Linked DNA regions of Homo sapiens: regions 2 and 3 are each linked to region 1. Evidence: chromatin loops called from intact Hi-C (ENCODE). Cell type or tissue: PC-3. All regions are shown on one strand. Each heading gives the region's core, and the rest is flanking DNA. Links, peaks and the distances in the headings are about the cores only.

Region 1 (7,736 bases), core at 1,542-6,541:
CCACTGCACTCCAACCTAGGTGACAGAGTGAGAACCTGTCTCTAAAAATAAAAATAAAAAAAAGAAAGAAAAATAAATTATATTCCTTAAACACAAATACCCCTTTCTTACTTGATTATTAAATTCTGATCAATGTCATTGACATTAACAGATTTCTCTAGGGGAGTAATTTAAAGATTGATAAGTCATTAATAAGTAGAACAACTACTTGCTCTTTCAGTTTTTAAAAGTTTAAAGGAGTAACATTCATGATGATAAAATATTTGTTTATTTAAAAAATTTTAATCTTTTTTCCCCCAAAAATTGTATTGAAGGAAAAGTACAAAACATTTGAAGTACAATGTTTACAGTTACAAGTTGTAGTGAATGAATTCCCAAAAATATAGTACAACTCAAGTTGACTTATCTTGTTACATTAAAAAGCCTACTTTTGTCAAAGTAGTTCAGACAGTACATACATAGTGCTCCAGCTGTACCTACGTCAAAACAAAGTGACTGCTCATTCATCCGCTGTCCTGAATAGCTTGGGAAACATTCCTACCTTTTTACATGGGAAAAACAAAACAAAAGATAGTATCAGTTTTGGAATTCTCTATAATTAAACAAGGCATATTCATGTACCACATATCCTTGCAGTGCTCAGAGGTAGCCTCTTCACTTTATATTTTTTAAAAGTGGTAAAATTCCTTTCCTTTTGTGCTATTGAACCTATCTTATATTCAGATTCTCTCAAGGACTAATAAACAAAATACTTACTTGATTGAGGAAGATTTAAGGCAAGTTCAAGCCCTTCCAAAGGGACCCTCATGTGAGATTACTCGTACACGTAAAAGTATTTGTTTTCTTTTTTTTCTTTTTCTTTTTGAGAAGGAGTCTTGCTCTGTTGTCCAGGCTGGAGTGCAGTGGCTGGATCTTGGCTCACTGCAAGCTCCGCCTCCCAGGTTCACACCATTCTCCTGCCTCAGCCTCCTGAGTAGCTGGTACCACAGGTGCCCGCCACCACAGCCGGCCAATTTTTTTGTATTTTTTTAGTAGAGACAGGGTTTCACCATGTTAGCCAGGATGGTCTACATCTCCTGACCTCATGATCCACCCGCCTCGGCCTCCCAAAGTGCTGGGATTGCAGGCATGAGCCACTGCGTCCGGCCTACGTAAAAGTATTTGTTTATTGACCAACATTTTATGGAAAGTTGTCACACGTTTCCTGACATGTAAGCCTTAACATTTCCTGTGAGGAAGGATGGGAGGGAAGAGTTCCCTCATTTCACAGGTTTGTAAAAATGAGCCTGAGAGGTTAAGTGATTTGCCCGAGATCCTACAGGGACTGAGCACCCCAGACAAGAACTTAGGAGTGCTCAGAGTTTCTCCACCAAACTACCTTTAGTCTCGGCTTAAGACTCCAGGGCACTTCTGGACTTCTGCCACTATTCATGCCTTTTGGGCAATAGTTCCTTACTTTTAGGACTAAAAAAGTTGAATCGAGTCTTCCCTTTCAGACCACCACTTCTCACTGTTGGAAGCACTTGGTGTCTTTTTTCAGGGATATTTAGGAAACCCTTTATTTTTTCCACTTTCAAAGAGTACCTGAGCTCCGAGGAAACTGCTGTGGTGGTGCGTTGATTGGTAGAGAGGAGGCGGCTGGTTCCTAGGTGACTGCTAAGCTTTTATTGCTGGTGAGTTTTGATGAGCAGCCTGCCAGCTGGCCTTTCTTATCACTGGAGCTGTCCTTCATATAAAATGAAGGTACCTGGGAGAAAAACTTATACGAGCAAAAGCAAAATTGTCAGAACATGTTAGCTCATGAGACTGTTATAGTTTTTTTAAACTGAAAGTTTTTAATAAGACAAGTCATTTTTTTCTTACATACTCAAGGCTGGGTATAGAGGGGCACTGGTTAAGTCTGGGACTAACCAAACTCCAGGGTGGCTTCCCTGATACAAGACTAATCTAAGCTGCCATCCTAAATCTCCCAAAAATGTACTGTGGGACAGGAGTGTAAAGAACTTTCCCAAAACCTCTCTGAGGACTGCTAAGTGCGGTGTACCTTTTACGCTGCCAGAATGAATGTAGGGCTGCTATGCCAGCTAGCATATTACCCTTTTTACTGCCCTCACCGCAGTTCAGTGTTTGCCAAAGTGTGATCCAGAACTGCTTGTATCACAGAATCTCTTGGGACAGGGCCTGGCGTTCTTAATTTTAAACAAGCTCTCCAAGTGCTCAGTGACACTCTAAAAATTGACAGCCACTGGTTCCTTTATCACCTTCCTTGTTTGTCTTTATCAGAAAAAGTGGAGGATATGCCTCAGGTCAAATCGTTTTGTGGAAGGAGGTGGAGAGGTTACAGGGGAGCAATCTTTGTAAGGTAGAGAAACGATGCAGGTACTTGACTGTCTCTGTCGGACTCCTTCGTCTTTCTGTTGAGTACGAGTGTTACAGGACAGGGGTCCTGATCCAGACACCAACAGAGGGTTCTTGGATCTCCCACAAGAAAGAATTCAGGGCGAGTCCACAGTGCAGAGTAAAAGCAAATTTATTAAGAAAGTACAGTGGTGAAAGGACAGCTACTCCACAGACAGAGTAGGAGGTTCCCTAGCTACAATGCTGGTATATATGGGGAGATGGGCTCTGTTACAAGGGTTTGTGATAAAGGATTAATTTTCTCAATTGCTATATTTTGCAAGAATCAATATTATTATCTTCAAAGAAAAATTGGGAATGCCTTTGTTCTCCAGATATCGGGATATCTGGACACTCCCAAGTCTGGGTCTGTTTAGTAAACATGATTAATTTGTTCCCTTAACCATAAACATCTAGAGGCTAGGAATGCCTCACTTTCTGAGAATGCAGCCCAGCAAGTCTCAGCCTCATTTTCCTAGCCCTCACTCAAGATGGAGTTGCTCTGGTTCGAACGCCTCTGACACCAGTACCGTTCAGCCACACCTCAGCTTCTCCTGTTGTCCGTCCTGGTTCATGCTGTCCCTGGTTTTCTAGACATGTTTTCATAATTATAATCATCTGTGCCCTGTCTGGTCTGCTTGGCAGGCCAAGAGCTTTGCTGCCTCCTGATCTCCAGCTTCAACTGAATTGGAAACGTTTTGAATGTAGCTCGCCGGTCTCTGGGTTGGATGTTTAAATTCCTCTTGGATCTATTGGCTTCCATCGTGAGGCTTTCCATCTTCCCACCTCCCACCCTGTCCCCATACATGGACAGCACATTCTCAGTTTCCACACAGGTTTCCCCAGTATCGCTTTGTCAGTTTTCTGTTTATGTCTAGGAGCACATTTTCCTGGAAACTCTATTGTAGTGTTTAGATGTTCAGGTTCTTCCACCAAAGCTCACTCACCCCATATGGAACTGAATTGTTCTTTCCTAGGAGCAGGAGGCCTGAGATATGGAGGGAGAAGGAAGAAGAATAGCTTTCTTCCTTCTTCCTAGGATGGAAATGATTTTAGGCAAAATTGAACAGAAAGGAATTGGTTTTCGCCCCTGCTTTCTTTTTACTAATTTCATCTTTCCTGGCCTCGTATGTTTGAGATTAGGTGATTAAGCTGTGAGATGTGAGTGATTTGTGTCCCTAGTGAATTTGGGGACCTCTGGACTTGCTCAGTTACAGTGGCTGCTGTCTTTCATCCAACACAACCACCAATGCAGCCATCAAAGATCAAATGAGTTTCAGTGGCCTTCTAACTTGGTGTATTGATGCTCAGTTTGAGTAGCACAGTGGCCATTTAGCAGATTAATGATGGGAATAACTGACTCTGTGGCTCTCAGCCCCTAGTCCAGAGAGTTGGATTATGTGCTCCTGAAGATTATTTGCTGTGTGACTTTTTGAGATCTATAATCTCCTTTTTTCCTTCAAGCTGGAGATTAGTCCTTGGAGGGGGTCTGGGAACAAAATGGCAGACTCTAGTGGTTATCGGGAACAAAAGTTTTTTAAAATTGCTTCTTCGCTTGTCGGTAGAGGAATTTTTAAGGTTGGTGGGAACAGAGATACATAGGCAGCAGGAGTTTTGTGAGGCTGAGCATGCCAACTTTTAGTATCTGTGGGCTTTAGACACATCCTCTGGAAAGCAAGTGCCCACTGACATTTCTGATCTTTCCAGCTCTCTCATGTAGTCCAGTGGCCTTTACAGTAGTCCCTTATGCAGAATACTCTCACAGCTGCTACAGTTCAGAGTGGCAAACCATGCACCTAGGTGTACCAAGAAAACTAATGAACTCAGAAGTTCTTTAAAGCCAGAGGGTCCCATCCCGTAAGTTTTACAGGAGCATCAAAGTGTTTACAGATCAGGTTACTGGTTGATGAGACCTATTAATTATCGGCTTGTTCAGTGTGTCCTTCATGCCCACCCTTGGCCATTTAGAAAAATTGGTATTTATTTTCCAAAAGTTTTTAGGAAGTCATGTAAGTCCTAAGGGCACACATTACCTTTCCAGGTTGTTCTAAAGTGCTCCCAAATTATTTAGCCTCTATCAACCATTTTTTCCTCTCTGTGGTTCTTTGATAGATGTTAGAGTGGAAAGCAATCTGATTGTATTTTTCATAGTCTAGTGATCCCCCTGGAGGTAGATTTTTTTTTAACACATAATACTTGTTAACTCAGATCTCTAATTGATGACATCTCAGGCAATGTATCATAACAAAATGAGCCATTTCAAACATTCTAGACAAACGTGAAGGGACAGCATAAAATAATTTATGGCAGTTTGTCCCTGGAGTCTCTTCTTCTAAACTGTTTCTGCTTTCTCTGTTTTTGCTAGTTTTGAACTCATAGCACCTCTGCATTTCCAAGGTGACTGTGATGATTTGGGATCGATGAGGAGAGGGTAAGGCAGAGAATATCCAGGACTATTATGTACACATTTAGGGTCGACTGTGCCACAGACATTAGACCCAGAAAGGTATGTGGTAAGCGGATAAGGGATTTTGATGCAGCATTCTCACTTACAGGATCTAAGTGCAGTGTGCTTGAGCCTTATAATTAAATTGCCTTATAATTTGCCTTTAGTAAGTCTCTTATCTTTTAGTATGTTATCCAAGGCATTATACCAAACTCACCACTCTAACCGCTGCATGTAAATTTGATGTGGTATGGTATTACATGTTTAACATTGATGTATTTGGAATCTTGTCCTTTGCTATACATTATGTTTGAAGTGGCGCTTAAGAATAACAAAACTAGCATGGTAAACAGGCTGCAGTTCTCACAGTGGTGGCAAGGATCCACCCACATCTAGTTTAGTACTGATCTTGATTTTGTGTTTCTTCATTTGGAGTCTTTGCCAGCTTTATGAATACAGCACTGATTTTCACAAACTGGGAAATCTATTTTTCTCTCTTATGGGAGTGTTGTGAGAAATGAAACTGATGAAGCTTTAAATGTGAGTTTTAGGGGCTAGCGTTTTTAGCAGTTGAAGGAGAGTGGGTTTTTTGTTTTTTTTTTTTTGTTATATTGACAATTTGTTTTCTTCCTAATCGTTTTGTCGTGCAAATTGGTATAGACTGAAGGGGACATAGATTAGTTGGGGAGTTAGCCACTTTGTTAAGTTAGTATTTGCTGTTTCAAAAATTTCTCCATTAAGATGTGGAGAACTAAGTGGCAATTGAAATAGGATTTGATTTTGGTATCTTGGACTTGCAGTGAGATGTCTACCCTATCCCGCTCATTCTAGTCAGCCACACCCTGCCAGGTGAAGCCACTGGAGTAGGCAAAGCAAGCAGCATCTTGTTTCACAGTAGAGACTGACAATGGAAGTGCTTTCTGAGGCCGGGGCAGGCGATTGTGTTAAGCAGGTTCTTGGGAGCTACTTTTAGCTCTTTGAAAAATTTATATCTCAAAGCCCCAGCTCTCCCTCCTGCGTCACAGCAGCTGGCCTACATTTACCAGAATATGCAGACTCTCTTCTGATATTTATGGGAGATGGAGTGAGGCATCAGAGACTAGAAGAAGATTCAGCTATCATTTCAACCCCGTTCTCATTTCTGAGGCTGAAAAGATTCTTCCATGCTCCTTAGGCTATATATTATTTAAAGAGAAGAAAAGTAACAAATTCCTCCCTAGTATTTCACACTCACTGAATTGAGATCTCAGAGTACGTTGCTACTAATAATTTATACCTGTTTATTAATGCTGACATATGAGCAGTTTAGTGCATGAGGCAGGGAAGGGCTACATAGTTGAAGAACAAAGTAGAGTAAAGATTTTTTTTTTTTTCCTGCACAAAAACGGAGGCCCTGACACACACCGAAGACTCATTTACAGTGAGAGTGAAGCTTTCCTGTGGTCAGGAAATACTTCTGTGAAATAGAACTATAAATACCTGATCTTGTAAAGGATGCTAAAATTATACATACTACTTTCAAATTGTCTGATCTCATTTAGTTTAGACACAAAGTTGGGACTTCTTAGCAGATACATATTATCAGTGAAAGCAAATGAAATCAGGATTCTGGGAATAATGTGCAACAGTAAATCAGGGAGCAGCAACAGAAAAACAAATCAAATCCCCAGCCCAGCTGACAGCTCATGAACAGTATCAAAGTAGCAGATGCACTAGGTAAGGTGGTTCATAGCAATGAGGTTATAAATTATGTACAATAATTATTTTCCAGAAAGCTAGTATTATATTTTAGTCCTAAGAAAAATTTGGTTTCTTGTTCTTGATACAAAGCAAAATGGAAGCAGTTGTAAAGCTTTCATCTTACACACTTAATTAAATTCTCGAGTCTACCATTGACCTTATAACTGTTTTACAGTGAGATAAGTTGAGCCAGAAAAAAGTCAGGCTAGTTTAAGGTGACAGTAACAGAGCTTCTTGTCTAGTTAAACACATTGTTAATGGAAAATAAAGAATGAAATTACACCTATATATATATTCCTTTTCCAGTGTCATGGACAAGGATACATATGACTTTGCTGAGATTAAGGAATAGAAGCTCTTCCATCCTGCAGCCTGCAAACTGAAGGGGAAGGCAGGAGGGTGGAGGAAGAATTGAGAATTAGATAAAAGATACCCCCCCACACACACAAAAAAAGATGAGTAGTCTCTTGGCTGTTGTGATTCAAAATAATTTAAAGGGCAAGTTTCATTTGTGGTGGTTGAGGTTGCTTCCTGTTATGGAAGGGGCTCTATCCCACGTCAATAATAAACATTTTTATGCTAGAAACTTAACACTGGAAATAGATAGAGGTCATTGGTTGCTAATTCGTAATCAACATAGGGATCTTTGCTACAGTTTCTCTACAGAGGTTAAGATTACCTGTTTGAACATTTTCATAACATTATAATTTATAAGTTCACCAAAAGATCAGCTGTCCAATTCCTGGTTACCACAAATAATTAAAACATAGTAGCTAAGCATCTGTTTTGGTCTTAAAACAAACATGACTAAGATGCAATTGTAATCTTATTTAAGGTAAGAATAGTAAGGGGAAATTCAGTTGGTCTCCACACCAGAAAAATTACATGGTATGCACCTAAAAATATTAATATGATAGCTGAAGAAACTGTATGTTATCTGACTTTCTTCAACTTCCTTCCCCAAATATTTTCAGTGTATTTTCTTAATAAGATATCTTGGGGAGCAGCCTAGACAGAAGAGTTCACTGAGCCACGCTAAGTTATGCCAAATTAATGTGTCCCTCCTCCTTCTCCTCTTTTCCCCACCTCTTTGCTCTCCTTCTCCTTACTAGTGTTACTATAAGTAAAATAAAATAATATAAGCAATAAATAT
Region 2 (7,736 bases), core at 1,185-6,184, 51 kb before region 1:
TAAACCAGCTGGAGCTTTTCTGCGCCTACCACTGTTGTGGATTATCTATGTGTTGTGTAGATTGCAACCAGATCACAAAGCTAGTTTTCCCTCTTTATGAATGTGAAGGAAAATATTCCAGTAAATTAACATTTGCCAGCCACAGGACTAAATTTAATGAAGATTATGAGCAATGTTTGACCCCTCTGAACAGGAGACAAAAAATAAAAGTAAGCACTGGTTCTGTTTCACTTGGGCAATGTGATCTTGGGAGAAAAACCTATATTTTCTTACTCTTTTAAAAGGCTTTTGCAACACTGATTTCAGCCAAAGGCAAAGAAACCAAGGTTGTTACCTGTAGTTGAGGACAGATGCTTTGGCGTTTTCTCCTAGATGAATGTGTTTTGCAGGAGAGGTGGCTTTTGGGATCTTCCCAGTTTTAATATGTGCCTACACATCAATGAAATGATCTTGCATTCAAAATGCTTGTTAAGTCTATATGGTTGGTATCTGTGTAACCTCTAACCAGGTGGCTTTCTCTGTTGTGAAGTGTTCCTTTAAGAGAAACCAGAGGCTTCTCGCCTGGGGCTTGCTGTGGGCCTGGCCTGGATCCACATTCTTGTGCATTGCTGACTACTTTCTTGGGAAAAACTGGAACCAGTTTTGCTTGGTGTGTTGGATAGGGAATGGCAGCATTGGGTGAAAACCTTTCCAGCTCTGTTATCAAAAGCCAGGCCTGGCCTGAAAGAGGGAGGACTATGTTTGAAGTTTGATTGATTTAACAGAGGCAGAGGTTGCTTCATTACACACAGGATGCCTTTTGTATCAGGATATGAATGAGAGATTAGAAAGGTGACGAGATGCCCTGCTTTGCTTGTGACAGTGCCAGTTTACTCCTGTTGGTTTATCTTAATTATCAAAAGCACCCCCTTTCACATGTAAAAGTGTCCTGGTTTGGGTGATAATTATCTGGTCACCCTAGATATTAAGGAATCCTGAATTTTTTTCATCACCCCTCTTCCGACACCAGATTTTGAGTCTTGCCTTATTTCAGTCTTTTATTTATTAAATGCAAAGCTAGAAAATCAGAAAAATTTAAACCTGAAAAATATATAAGAAAAAATGAAATAGGAGGAAGGAAGATAGGAGAATGAGATAATTGCTTGTCATCTATTTACACACATAGTGAATAAAATAGTTTTATTCTTAAGTTACTAAGCATCTGCCGTGGCTGTAAGCCCATATTATTATTGTCTTCAAGCACAATATGAATTAACACCTGTCCATATATCTAGAGCTGACACTAATTGGGACAAATCCTTTGATTTGGGAGAGCAGTTTCTACAAAACCTGTTTGCAGACCTAGTGGTTACCATGGCTCTTAGAGGTAGGAATGCAAGTTTCAAGATCTAGTGTCTGGTCCAGATCTTGGATATTTACTGAGATTCCAGAACACAAGTGTTGTTGTGAAGACTTGATTCCACATTCTCTTAGTTTCCAAGCTCTCAGGGCCATGAGGATAATAGGAGGGCTTTTGTTTTCTGTACTCCCTTGTGTCTCCAGTGTTTGGTTTGGGTCTCAGCTTTTCATACAGAGGGGTCGCAGAGAGGGAGAACTGTTGTGTCTGTTCACCACATGAAAATTCTCTTGGGGGTTTGAGATTGTGCAGGTGACCTGGCAAGGGTTTGGATTCTTTACCCAACTTAGATATATGAAGTTTGTGGCATTTGCTTCTGCAGTAGTTGCTATGCTCCTTTACCAAAGAATTGTGTGTTTGTAACACAGCTCACTTACTATGTTGGCCAGTGGATGTTATAATTAATTATGGCTGTCACCTTTCCCAAACTCACTCCACTGAAGTCCTCAAAAGCTTGGTCAGCATGTCTAAATAAGAAGAAATTTATTTATTTATTTATTTTTTGAGACAGGGTCTCACTCCGTTGCCCAGACTGGAGTGCAGTGGTGCAATCTTGGCTCACCGCATCCTCCGCCTCCTGGGTTTAAGCGATTCTCATGCCTCCGTCTCCCAAGTAGCTGGGATTACAGGCACGCACCACTACCATCAGCAAATTTTTGTGTTTTTAGTAGAGACAGGATTTCACCATGTTGGCCAGGCTGGTCTTGAACTCCTGACAAATGATCCACCCTCCTCGGCCTCCCAAAGTGTTGGGATTACAGGTGTGAGCCACCGTGACCGGCCTATGTATCTTTTTTATAAGTAGGATGACTATGTAATTTAAAAAAATCCAGACAAGGACACTTTTGAGAGTAAAATATGGTACTAACTGGAAGGGGCATTAGATCAACAAGTATAAACTGAGACTGTGCCAGGAAAACTAGGATTTATGGCTGTTCTAACTATGACTCAAGTGATAAGCTTGTATATGTATTATATCCATATGATGAGAAATGTCCTTAGCTTCTTCTAGTCTTGTTCAACGTATATGTGTGTGTGTGTGTATGCAATGTATGTATAGATAAACATTGATAATGTATCTATGGATATGTGAATTGTAGGTTTGAAATAAACCACTTAAGAAGTCCTGGTAATTGGAAATTTATGCCCTTCCTTATCTCTTTCATTGGTTGACTTTTTAACTAAACTCTTTGGATCTAGCCTCTCCAAACTTTAAATCATCTCCTGACCTTGTCTATTTTAATACCATTCTATTGATATAATTCTTTTGCTTAAAAACCTCTGATGGCTTATCATTTTCTTTTTAATTCTCAAAGTAAGATCCATAGGCAGTTTGGTGGTTAGAAGGGAAAAGCAATGAAAAAATTTAATTCATTCATCCATTCATTTATTTGTTCATTCAAGTAATATGTATTGAGCTCCATCTGCGGGTTAGTATCTGATCTAGGTGCTGGGAATATATCAATGAATAAAACAAAGATCTCTGACCTTGTAGAGTTTTCATTCTGTTGGGGGCAGGCAGGTGGGAGGTGGGAGACAGATAATAAACCAAATAACTAAATTATATATGATGCTAGAAGGAGATGAGTGCTTTGGAAGAAAGAGAAAGTAGGACAGGGTAAGTGTGGTTGAGTAGGCTTCATGGAGAAAGAGACCTTAAGCAAAGAGTTAACGGAAGGTAAGAGAAGTTGCTTAATACAAATACCTGAGGGATAGAGTTGCAGGATGGCCAGTGCAAAGGCCCTGAGAAAAGAATGTGTTTGGATATGTTCAAAGATTTGCAAGATCAGCATGATGGGGTGGAATGACAAGGGGGAAGTCAGAAATGAGACCAGAAGGGTGGTGTGGGTGTTGCAAAGCCTGTAGGGCCTTGAGATAGGCCATTTAATTATGATTTCAGCAGACATCCCCTTATGTTCTTAAAACTTATTATAATATTTAAGATTGTATTTGTGCTGCAAAGACTGCACTGGTGAGTGCGTATAGCTTACATTTTGTTAATGGTCCACTTCATGTTTGTTAATATAATTTTTATATCATTTACTTATTTTTTATTTGTTAAAAGAATATTTTTTGTTTTTGCTGTTCTTAAATTGTATTCCCATTTCACAAAACTAGATAAGTGGTTCAAAAGTAGTTCATTGAAGTGTAAAAATAGTGATGAAAATAGTACTGTAAATGCTACATTTCAGAATACCATAAACATACTTAGAGAACTGAATCCCACTGCATATAAAATGGGAATATGTATGTATAGAGACAAGGGAATCTCTGAGAGTGACAATTTCAGAACAGTAGCTGAAATTGAAAAGTGCAAATGGAAATATGACAATGACTATCTCAAAACTATTTTTTATTGGACTTGCTATCCCCATTAGGACCAAATGAATCCGTAATCGTTGCCTGTTATGAAACTTTGTCCAATAGTGGCATGAAGCCATGGATGTTTTTGTGTCATTTTCGAACAAAGCACAGTGGCTTCTCTGTTATACTATTGAAGTTTTCTAGGACAGGCACACAATAATGCTTTCCTTTATAAAATTAATGTATTATATGGCTAAAGGTAGGTAAGAGATTATAATTCTATTAGCATCATTAAAGGATCCTTGTAGCAAAATAAGTATGAGTCATATTATTGAAGAGACACTTGGAAAATCAGCTGGAAAGTTAAAGACAAACATTATCCTTAGAGAGAAACCAGAAGTTATTGACAAAACTCCTTTGTCAAATAACATGGTTGGCTGTGGCATAATATCAGTGGAGTGGAGTGTGGAAGAGCGATTACTATCAAGTGCACGCTAGCAGATATTTCACTTTATGGTTGGATGAAACCACCGATGTCATGCAGAGAATGAATCAGCTTTTGGCATTTGTTCAGAAATGAGTGCTCGGTGATGCTTTTGTTCATTTGTCACTGAAAACTTGTGCTATAGGAAGAGTTTTTTTTTGTTTTTTTTTTTTTGGTTAACCATTATTCATGAGAGTGGAAAAGTTGCTCGGGACAGAACTGACAGGGTACTGGGCTCAGGTACAGATAAGGTGATGGCTTCATGAAGAAAAGGAGTTGTACTTAGAAAGAAGCCAATCCACATGCTACCCACTTCATGGAGAAGACGTAATACCCTCTGATCTTGAGGAAATACAAAAAGAAACAGTGGAAACTATGGATTCAACCAAACTGTGGCCCCTGTGTCTGTGAGTTTGCTGTGCAAAGTGATGGGCAGTGAGTGTAAGACTGCTTCCCCAAGCTGACATATGCTAGCTGCATAGTGGAAAGGTGCTCGTGTAATATTTTATCTGTGGAGTAAGATATCTTTGGAGCAAGAAAAACATTTCCTTATGACAGTGATTAGAAATGATTTGTGTTATATCAAGTGGTATACCTAAGTCATATGCTTAGCCCGTGGTGAACTGTGGCAAGGACAGAGAGGGAAGGGAGAATTATTAACAAATAAAACAATATGCCACAATCTTAGACTATGAAATTTTTTATTAGGGAGTTGGAAGTTCACATTGACTGTAAATTAAGGAAGTGATATTTTCAGTAATAGACAGCCATTTATATCATAAGCATAGTATCTCTCAGTGACCTGCTAGAAGAATAAGAGCTCAAAGTAATAGAACTTAGACCCAGTAAGTTTTGATGGGGAGTAGACACGAGTGTATATTTGGTATTTGAGAGCATGTAGAGAACCATGGCAGGAGGGACCCAGACTTTTAGGATTTTGCATGAAGATATTGGGTGGCAGGGAGTACAGGCTGAAGGAGGTAGAGAAAACTGTCAGATTTCTCTGACAGTTGGATATGATCTTTCTTAAGTTTTTGCCTTAGGCTTCACTTCATTTTATCCAAATGGACTTCATACTCTAAGGTTTTCAGGACATAATCTTTATTGCCATTGGCATAATCTAGAAAAAATGAATGATTTCTTCTGGTCTTATAGTGGTATTGGATACCCTCCGTATAGGCCCCCACCCCTTCCTCCCTCCATTTTTTCCTCTCTTCTCTTTCTCCTTCTCCTCCTTTGTTCTCTCCTTCTTTAAGCCATTGAGTTGGCATCTCTAAGCTACACGAGCTAGAAGAGCTCATCTTCTGTATCACTGTTATCTAGGCAGATATATGTGCTATTCAGGGAACAAGGGAAAGGAGCCCCTAGGGAAGGGAAGTTCTGTACCTTGCTCAACTAACTCATCCTAATGTCCGATATCCAGCTATAGCATGCATTTAAATGTAAACCCCATTCTTTAATAAAGACTCATTTCCTTTTTCCCCTCTTTGGACTTTTAATAAAGATGGAATCATTGTCTTTTGTTTAATAAGTCATCCATTGTGATGGCCCTTATTTAATACTAGGACAAAAGTCATTCATGCATTATTCATTGAACCTTATATGCCAGGCTCTATGCTAAGTAATGGGTATAAAAGAGGTTAATAATCAGACATGGCTCTGTCCAGATAAGACAGAATCTAATGGAAAACAGGCCACACATATATGAATAAATAAATAAGTATATAATTGCAAAACAAGGCAAAAATATTAATGTTTGTTAAATCTGGGCGTTGGTATGTATGGTATACCTCAGTAATATACTTAGGCCACAGTGAATCATGGCAAAGACAAACAAGGAAGGGAAAATTATTAGCAAGTAAAACCATATGCCACAATCTTAGACTATGAATTTTTTTTATTAGAGAGTTAGATGTCCACATTGACCATAAATTAAGGAAGTAATATTTGGTATATGGGCTACTGTTATATTAACTTCTTAACAATATGAACTTCTAAATGTATATTTTAAATATTTCATAAGCAACAAATGAAAAAACCTAGTTGGAAGTACATTAAGTGCTTTGTCGAGGTGGGCTTTGGCAGAGAATGTTGTGTAACTGAGACTTCCTTTAGATGGAGTGCTCAGGGAAAACCTGAAGTGTAATTCATCACTTGCCTATATAAGAAGGATGAGGATAATTTGGAAAGGGTTCAGGGAAGAGTAACAAAGATGATTGATGACAGAGTTGAAAATAGCCCTATGAGAACAGTCTTAGAGAACTGGGGATGCTAAGCAGCAATGGAATGCTTAACCTAATGCAGTGATTTAGGTTTTTTTTTTTTTAATTTATAGGGAGTTTTACACATCCACATTCTCTTCACTTGTCTGCCATGGTCAACAGCAGGCAAGACAAGTGATTCAATTTAGAATTATGGGTTGGAGAAGAATCAGAATTTTGTTCTGCACTTGAGGAAAAATTGGAAAGGATCTGAGAGGTAAACTAGTTTAGCCTTTCTGTAAAGAAATATCTCTTCAGTGTTTTTAACAGGTGGTCATCAGGTTTTTAGGAGATAGTTTCCATGCTTCCTCCACTAAAAATAGGGTGATGGTGAGTGGGACACTCTAGTTTACTTTAATTAGACAGGTCTTCTTCCTGTCCCATAAATACCCTAGACTCATCTCCACCTCAGTACTTTTACCACAGGAAGCAACTCCCACCTGGAATGCCCACCACTTCTACTTACTCTTTCAGGCCCCAGGTCTCCATTGCCCTTCTGTATGCAATTTAAAAACAGTGGTTTTTGTCATTTTTCCCACCTCATCCTTCTGAAGAATATGCCATTCCTGGAATTCAGTGTAGTTTCCCTTGTCAGTGATTGACAGTAAGAGTAAGGGTGGAGTAAGTATCTTATAGGAGGAGTTGGGAGACAGTGTGTTTAGCCTTCCACCCAGATGCTGATATGCTACCCTCTTGGGAATCACTCGTTTGTAGCAATTAAAATCTTAATCATCTGCTGTTTTAGGTGGTACACTAGTTATTGTTTTCCATTAGTCTTCTTGCCACCTAGATTTTAAGCACTCTAAATATATGGAAACTTGGCAGATGCCCCTGTGTAATGCCCAGTATTGATCACATAGTGAATATTCAATAACCAATGCCTAATGGCTAAAGGAACCATCTATTTCTTCTTCATGGACCATTATGAAGGGTTGTTATTTATATAGATCAGATATTAATTGACACAGGATACTAAAAGATTAACATTTTGGACTTTTAAAATGTCAGAAAGTCAAGTCTTGGAGGCCTAGTTCATTCAGATAACTCTCATCTCAGAACTTTCTTCCTTCGTAAGTCTTCTAACTCCTTGCTATTCAAAGTGTGGTCCACAGTCCAGGCAGCATCAGGATCACCAGGGAGCTTGTTGGAAATGCAGAATCTCAGGCACCACACCAGACTTATTGAATTTGAATCTGCATTTTTAAAAGATCCTCACATATGTTGGATGCACAGTAAAGTTTGAGAAACATCATTTTAAATCATCAGAACTCAGAAATTTAGGAGTATTTAT
Region 3 (7,736 bases), core at 1,038-6,037, 66 kb before region 1:
TTAGTACTATCAATGAGTATCCCCTTGGAGAAGTTGGGTGGTAGTTTGTCAGTAGGTCTATAGCATTTTCCGAAAGAGAGCAAGCTTTGGTTCTAAAAGTGGTACTGGTAATTTTTAAAAATTTTTCATTGGCTTCCAATATAAATACAAAAGGTAAGCCCCTATTGTAAATGTACGGCTCAATAAAGTTTCACAAATGAATCTACCTGTATAACTAGCACCAAGATTATATAAGGTAACATCACCAGCTTCCCAGAATCCCCTCTCATGGTTCTCTTTCAATCATAACCTCCCCACCCAAGGTAATTGCTATCCTGACCATACAATATATGCTTTTTTGTGTCTTTTTTCGCTCAACATTACGCTTGGGAGATTCAACCATATTGTTTCAGACAATGGTTGTACAGACCTTGACTTAACAATGGTTCTACTTATTATTTTTCCACTTTACCATGGTGCAAAAGCAACATGCATTCAGTATGTACCTCAACTTATGATGCAGTTATATCTGGATAAACTTGTTGTAAGTTGAAAATATTGTAAGTCAAAACCCACTTTCAACTTACAATGGTTTTATTGGAATGTAACCCCATCATAAGTCAAGACGTATTGGTATGTAGTTATAATTTGTTTATCCCTATTACTGTATAGTGTTCCCTGTAGGTACTGTGTTTGCTTTTGTTTTTTGTTTTTTAAATGTAGGCATATACTTGTGTATATAACAGCAATTCATATGTCAACATAAATTCATGGGAAACTCCCTTAAAAATATCCAGCGCCTCTAGTTCTAACTCTGTGCTCAACACGATACAAACATCTGATCTGTTATTTCAGATTCTAAACAGTATTACCCACCAGAAGGGAGAACCCTGGGTGGATGGCCTAATAGTTTTGATGCCAGAGATTTTCTTCTGCAAGTTAATAAATTGAATTTTGGAATTATCACTCAGTGTCCTATGGGTTTGTTTGACATAAATAGATTCCCTATGGTTCCATTATCTCCAGGTAAATTGATAAAATTAAAATTTTTGAACCTTCAAAATGTAAGTAAAAATTCTCAATGAAGCTAGGTCTCAAATGACCTGATGGCAATTGATTTGGTTTGTATTGACTCAAACTCTATTAATCTGAACTGTAAAGACTGTCTACTCTAAATGTACTTCTAACTGTGTCTGAATCTATCATTTCTTGGAGTGTAAATATCCTGAAAAAGAATGTCTGTCAAAAGCTCAGCAGAAAATAGAAGGCATGTTGAGCTGGGATGTTGTACATAATGTCATGAAACATCTATTCGCAGAGGCTTGGGCAGGGTTAAGAAAACTAACAAGGAATGTTGAAGCACCCAGGGATCTGCAACACTGGGATGCTGCTACTATTCATAGGCACAAAGGGAGGAGGGAAGGCAAGGATGTCCCTGGAGTCCAGAGAGGGCTGGGGCAGTGGAAGGGGCATGGACTGACAGGAGGGATGCTGGACCTGCATCACCAAGTCGAGGAGGAAGTTGGGGAGGAAAAAATCACTCTCACTTTTCTTTTCTTTCTTTCTTTCTTTCTTTTTTTTTTTTTTTTGAGACAGAAGCTCACTCTGTTGCCCAGGCTGGAGTGCAGTGGCACGATCTCAGCTCACCACAACCTCTGCCTTCTGGGTTCAAGTGATTCTCCTGCGTCAGCCTCCCAAGTAGCTGGCACTACGGGTGCGTGCCACAATGCCCAGCTGATTTTTGTATTTTTAGTAGAGACAGGGTTTCACCATGTTGGCCAGGATGGTCTCCATCTCTTGACCTTGCGTTCTGCCCGCCTCGGCCTCCCAAAGTGCTGGGATTACAGACATGAGCCACCGCGCCCGGCCACTCTCAGTTTTCTCTCTCCCTCCTCTCCAACCTCCCCCAGTTCCAGAGGGCAAGAGAGCCTGTTGTGCAGTCCATAGTGTCAGCCTTTCAGGACTCAAAGAAGGGCAGGGAAGGGTAGAACATGGGTCCCAGAGAATTGGCTTGGCATAAGAGACAACCAGTGCCAAAGGATAAGTTTTGTGTAGTATAACATTGGCACAGGACATAGGTAAAGAATAACACTAAAAATGACACCATAATTAAAATTCTTAATTTTATATGATTTTTCTAGGACCTCACACTTTAAATTTAGCAATGTATTTTCTATGTTTCTGTTTCAATTTAGCTCTCCTTAGATTAATTGCTGCATCAGCTGTCACCTCTGTGTCCTAAATCACAACATAGACTCCTTGGCCCAAGTTTCAGTAATGATACAGCTTCTGGGAAAGGTCTTTCCTTTGGCCAAAAACTGTAGCATCACCCAGTCTTCTTCTCAACAAACAGAATCAAGTTTTAGGTTAGAATTTGGAGCCAAGGGGAATTGCTGAGTTGATCTGATATATTTTTCTATAAACAAGAAAAAATAGGTAAATTATATTATACATTTTGGATTTTTTAAAGCATTCACTATATGTATATATACACATATATACATATATACACATATGTACATACATACACATATATACACATATACACACACATACACACACACACACACACACACACATATATATATATTTTTTAGACAGACTCTTGCTCTGTCACCCAAGCTGGAGTGCAGTGGCACGATCTCGGCTCACTGCAACCTCCACCTCCCAGGTTCAAGCAATTCTCCTGCCTCTGCCTCCTGAGTAGCTGCGATTCAGGCACCCACCGCCACACGCCTGGCTAATTTTGTATTTTTAGTAGAGACGCGGTTTCACCATGTTGGCCAGGCTGGTCTCGAACTCATGACCTCATGTGACCTCAGCCTCCCAAATTGCTGGAATTACAGGTATAAGCCATCTTGCCCAGCTGATATTTCTTAGATGCATAATTATGCTTAAGAGATTCACCCATATTGTTATAGATGGTAACCAAATATTAGAGGATAATAACCAAAGTATTATCCTCTCAGGGATCTCTTTCTATATGTTTGTTTATTTTGCCTTCTCATCTCAGGAAGTCGTGAAGATATATATTCATTCAAAAAGTGATTTGGGGATTTTCCTATATAAATATTACTGAAAATGCTATAAGGGGGTAGTAGCATCATGAAATATACTAACAAATAAAAACAATAAGAAGGTAAGAAACTTTAAAAAAACGATTTAAACAAATGCAAAAGAAATCTGAGCAAGCGAGTAATTTGAATGAGAGTGAGATTAATTTGAGGTGTCTTCAGGAAAGAAGTAATTTTAAAGCTATCTTAGCTTAACACAAGAGACAATACCCCATGGTAGAAAAACCACTGCACGAGGAGTTCAAAACCTGGTGCTGATCCTGGTAAATGACTTATCCTTTCTGTGCTTCAATTTCCTCACAATTAAGTTAGAATAATAGTGCAACTAATTCCTCAAAAGAGAAATTATATAGTGAACTTACTGAGTTCAATACCCTTTGCCAATAATGCGAGTGTAATATTTTAAAAATACCTCCTGATTTAGTTTCCCTCATTGTTTAGCAGACCTCTTTCCCCATCTTTACCTCCATGGAGGCTTAGCAGTGTGGCTGCGTTTGGGAGGGAACACATGCCATAAAGGCACTGGGAAGCCCAGAGGCTCTGCTTCTGACCAGAGGAAGTCGTAGGTAAACAGGAAGGGGCGGTGAAAGCAAAGACATCTCTTCCAGGTCTCGCAGGTCATGGGATAAGGCAGACAGGAGAGGCCCACCGTGTGGCAGATGTATTCCTCAAAATATATGCCCTTTCTGGGCTTTGGCCCAGAAGAGTGGATATGTTAGGGCAGGGACGCTTGCTTCAGCTTATATTTAAGGGTTAGGAAGGAGACTGCCTTACAGGATGCCCTGTTGCCAACCTGAGAGCAGCTGTAGCCAAGTAAATTCAGGGGTGCAGTGTCATGGTTAGGCAGAGAGAAACTCTGAGTTTAACTTTATTTACTGAGCCCAGGCCATGGAATTGATGGCACATGTGACTAAATGTTAGAGGAAGCTATAGCAGCAGCAGCAGCAGCAGCAGCAGCAGCAACTATGAGGAGGTCAAATCCGCTAGGGAGCAATGCAGGGCCCCGTGCAAGCTGAGAGATCAAACTGTGAGATCAAACTGTGAGTCACAGCAGCCACAGGCGTCAGTTGCTATAAGTGGAATCACCAGGGTGGGACCAGTCAACCTTCTGCAGTCCAGGCAACCCAGATGGCCACTCCCCATGACAGGCCGGCACGCTCAAGGATGCCATGAGGACAGCTGGATCCAGCAACCCAGCCGCTGTCATGCAATCACAGAAGCCACCATTGCCACCTTTCCTCCCAGCCACTAGCTTGAGAGTGGAGACAAATCTGGGAGACTGAGGCTTGCCAAACTAAACAAGTTGAGAATTAATCTAAATAGAATCCTTTAACCATTATATTTTTTCAGCCAACTAATTTTATCAGGTTGGCTTTCTTTTTTTAGATTAAAAAAAAGTTTTTGTTACCAAGCAGGAAAGATGAAATCATACACACAAAACAAAATGAAACATAAGTATTAATAGTAATAATACCTTTGCAGCAGAATCATAACTATATTTACATTAAACTCATATCTTTGTATTAGTCCCTGGAATACTGGAATACTTAACTTTTTTGAATAAATGGATGAATGAAGCTCATAAAAATAATATATTTTTTGGAAACTTGGTATGGGCAAATACTACTGTAAAGAATCTTAAAAACAAGGTGATGGTGGACAGAATCTCTGATACAGTCAGCACCTTTGTACTTACTGTTTCCCTTCTCCTTCTCCTTCTCCTCCTTCTTCTCCTTCTCCTTCTTCTTTTTTTTGAGAAAGTCTTCTTCTGTTCCCCAAGCTGGAGTACAGTAGTGACATGATCGTAGCACACTGCAGCCTGGACCTCCCAGGGTTAAGTAATCTCCTCACCTAGCCCCCTGGACTCAAATGATCCTCCCATCTTGCTCTCCCAAACTGTTGGCATTACAGGCATGAGCCACTGCACCTGGCCTGTTTCTCCTTCTTAGAATGCTCTCCCCCCACATGACTGCTTGTTTGGTTCTTTTTCTCCGGTCTTTATTTAAAAGTCATCTTCTCAGGGAGGGTGTTTACTATCTAATATTCCAACCCCTTGAAAACTTTCTATCTCTATCTTCTTTTCTTATACTTATGTGAACATAATTTACATTTTTAGATTTATTTGTGCTTAGGATCAGTAACACTAGCAGTTCTGACAACTAACTCCTAAATATGAGTGATTTAACATGAGAAATGGTTATTTCTTATTCATGTAACAAGTCTAGGGGTAAGTGGAGCTATTCTCTTGGGTAGCTCTTTTCCAAGTGGAACTCAGAAAGCCAGACTTTCATGTTGCAGTGCTGCTATCTTTCAAAATGTGGCCTTTCATGGTCTCTAGGGAAGGGGAAAAGGGAGACAGAGAAGGCACGTTATGTAATTCACCATCTCGGCCCAGATGTGACCCATATTAGTTCTGCTCACATTTCATTGGATAGTTAGTCACATTGCCATTTAACACAAGGAAGCCTCGGAAACATATAGAAGGACATAGTTACTGGTAAAGACCAATATATTGCCTTCTGGTCACCAAATATCCATTTTAGGCAGACAAATGAGTGAAGTCTCTGAGTGTGGGTGACATCTAAGTAGCTTAACACTTTCTTTCTTGCTCACATTACAGGACCCCACCAAATGATGGCTCAGGGATCCAGTCTCCTTCCATTTTGTGAGGATACCTTTTCAACACATGGCCCCTGTGGTTTCCAGTGAAGGCAAAGAGAATGAGAGAAGTCACACTATATTCTTAATCTTCACAGCCACAAGTGAGCCCCATCAAAACTCCTTAAGTTCTATTTGCCAGAAGTAGTCACATGGCTATCCTAATTGCAAACGAGGATGGAAAATGTAGAAGAGCATATGGATTTTGTAAACACTGATACTCTGCCACATGTTGCTTATTATTTGATCTCTGCTTCCCTATCCCACTAGAAAATCAGCATCACAAGGGCAGGGATTTTTGTCTATTCCCTTCACCTCTGCATCCTCAATAGTTAGAAGAGATCCTTTCTCATTAGTAAGTGGTTATTAAATATTTACTTAAAGGATATGTGAAATGGAGAACCCAGAGATTCTCATCATTGGTAATGAGTGAGAACTGGAAGACAGAAAGAAAGGATACTGAGCAACCAAAATAGATATCACGAAATTTATGCACCAAAGTTCATGTCCATTATCCACTGAACCTCCTCCCTCCCACAAGCCATTTTAGACAAAGTTCTAATATTTATTTAGTCTATCAATTCCATATAAAACCACAAGCAGGAAATTAGAATGAGATAAGAAAGATTATCAAGAAAGGAAAAAAATGAGCGGTGACAGGAAAAAAATGCGAGGTCCTAGAGAAAAAGTTACTCTTAAAGTACCACAATAACAAAAAAACCGATAGAAGCCTGAGGCCATTTAGTCTAAGGGCAAGACCACTTCTACATAGAAGCTTCTAAGAGTATCCCTGAATTAGAGCATGATAAATAAATCATAGCCACTATGAAAATAATGAGTCAATTATCTTTAGTATACTTTCTTTAAAAAGGCAGAAAAGTCATAATACATCTAAGAATATATTTTGGCATTCAAATGGATATCCTTTGGTCATTCTACAAATTCCCTGGCTGTAACTATTAATTCATTCTCTTAGGATTGTTGACAGATAAAATACTACAGAAATGACTGTCTCAAGGCAATATTGTGCTTAAGTTAGTCACCTCTTCAGTTGGAATCTCCCACTTTTTTTGAGATGGAGTCTCACTTTGTCACCCAGGCTGGAGTGCAGTGGTGTGATCTTGGCTCACTGCATCCTCTGCTTCCCAGGTTCAAGAGATTCTCCTACCTCAGCCTCCGGAGTAGCTGGGATTACAGGCACCCATCACCACATCTGGCTAATTTCTGTATTTTTAGAAGAGACTGGGTTCCACCACGTTGGCTAGGCTGGTCTTGAACTCCTGACCTCAAGTGATCCACCTGCCTCGGCCTCCCAAAGTGCTGTGATTACAGGCGTGAGCTACGGTGCCTGGCCTGGAAGCTCCCGTTCTTTGAATACTACACAGATTAGGTCACACTGAGGACAGATTCAGGTTCTGTGGAGACTGATGATTATACAATTCAGGACACTTCTTCCCTCCCTCTCCCCATCCCCTCCCCCTCCTCTCTCCATCCCCTCCCCCTCCCCTTCCTCTCCCCTTCCCTTTCCCTCCCCTTCCCCTTTCCCTCCCCTTCTCCTCCCCTTCCCCTCCCCTTCCCCTCCTCCCCTCCCCTTCCTTTCCCCCCTTCCCCTTCCCCTCCCCTTCCCCTCCTCCCCTCCCCTTCCCTTCCCCCCTTCCCCTCTTACCCTCCCCTTCCCTTCCCCCCTTCCCCTTCCCCTCCCCTTCCCCTCCTCCCTTCCCCTTCCCTTCCCCCCTTCCCCTCTTACCCTCCCCTTCCCTTCCCCCCTTCCCCTTCCCCTCCCCTTCCCCTCCTCCCTTCCCCTTCCCTTCCCCCCTTCCCCTCTCTTTCCCCTCTCGCCCCCACCTTTCCCTCCCCCTCCCCTCCCTTTCCTTCCCTTTCCTTCCTTCCCTTCCCTTCTTTTCTTTTTTCTTTTTTCGAGACAGAGTTTCGCTCTTGTTGCCCAGGCTGGAGTGCAATGGCATGATCTCGGCTCACGGCAACCTCTGCCTCCCAGGTTCAAGCAATTCTCCTGCCTCAGCCTCC

The links. A loop is a pair of places that touch in the nucleus more often than their neighbours do. Peaks named below come from ENCODE experiments on the same cell type or tissue, not always from the same donor. Only the 100,000 strongest peaks of a DNase experiment are listed, where the experiment ranks them.
Region 2: it touches region 1 in a loop (3-fold over the local background); 14 of 110 quality-filtered maps call a loop at or near these places.
Region 3: it touches region 1 in a loop (4-fold over the local background); 13 of 110 quality-filtered maps call a loop at or near these places.

Annotation. Positions count from the first base shown.
Region 1 is chr2:196,532,763-196,540,498 of GRCh38, reverse strand. The region is part of intron 1 of HECW2 (HECT, C2 and WW domain containing E3 ubiquitin protein ligase 2); the gene reads left to right. Among named protein-coding and RNA genes, the nearest start is that of HECW2, 57 kb to the left of the region's middle. In PC-3, for the core only: a CTCF peak has its summit at 4,562; no DNase peak of the experiment used is centred there.
Region 2 is chr2:196,583,363-196,591,098 of GRCh38, reverse strand. The region is part of intron 1 of HECW2 (HECT, C2 and WW domain containing E3 ubiquitin protein ligase 2); the gene reads left to right. Among named protein-coding and RNA genes, the nearest start is that of HECW2, 6.3 kb to the left of the region's middle. In PC-3, for the core only: no CTCF peak of the experiment used is centred there; DNase peaks (open chromatin) are centred at 4,228, 5,678 and 5,998; H3K27ac peaks cover 2,650 bases.
Region 3 is chr2:196,597,988-196,605,723 of GRCh38, reverse strand. No RefSeq gene overlaps it. Among named protein-coding and RNA genes, the nearest start is that of HECW2, 8.3 kb to the right of the region's middle. In PC-3, for the core only: no CTCF peak of the experiment used is centred there; a DNase peak (open chromatin) is centred at 4,123; H3K27ac peaks cover 1,785 bases.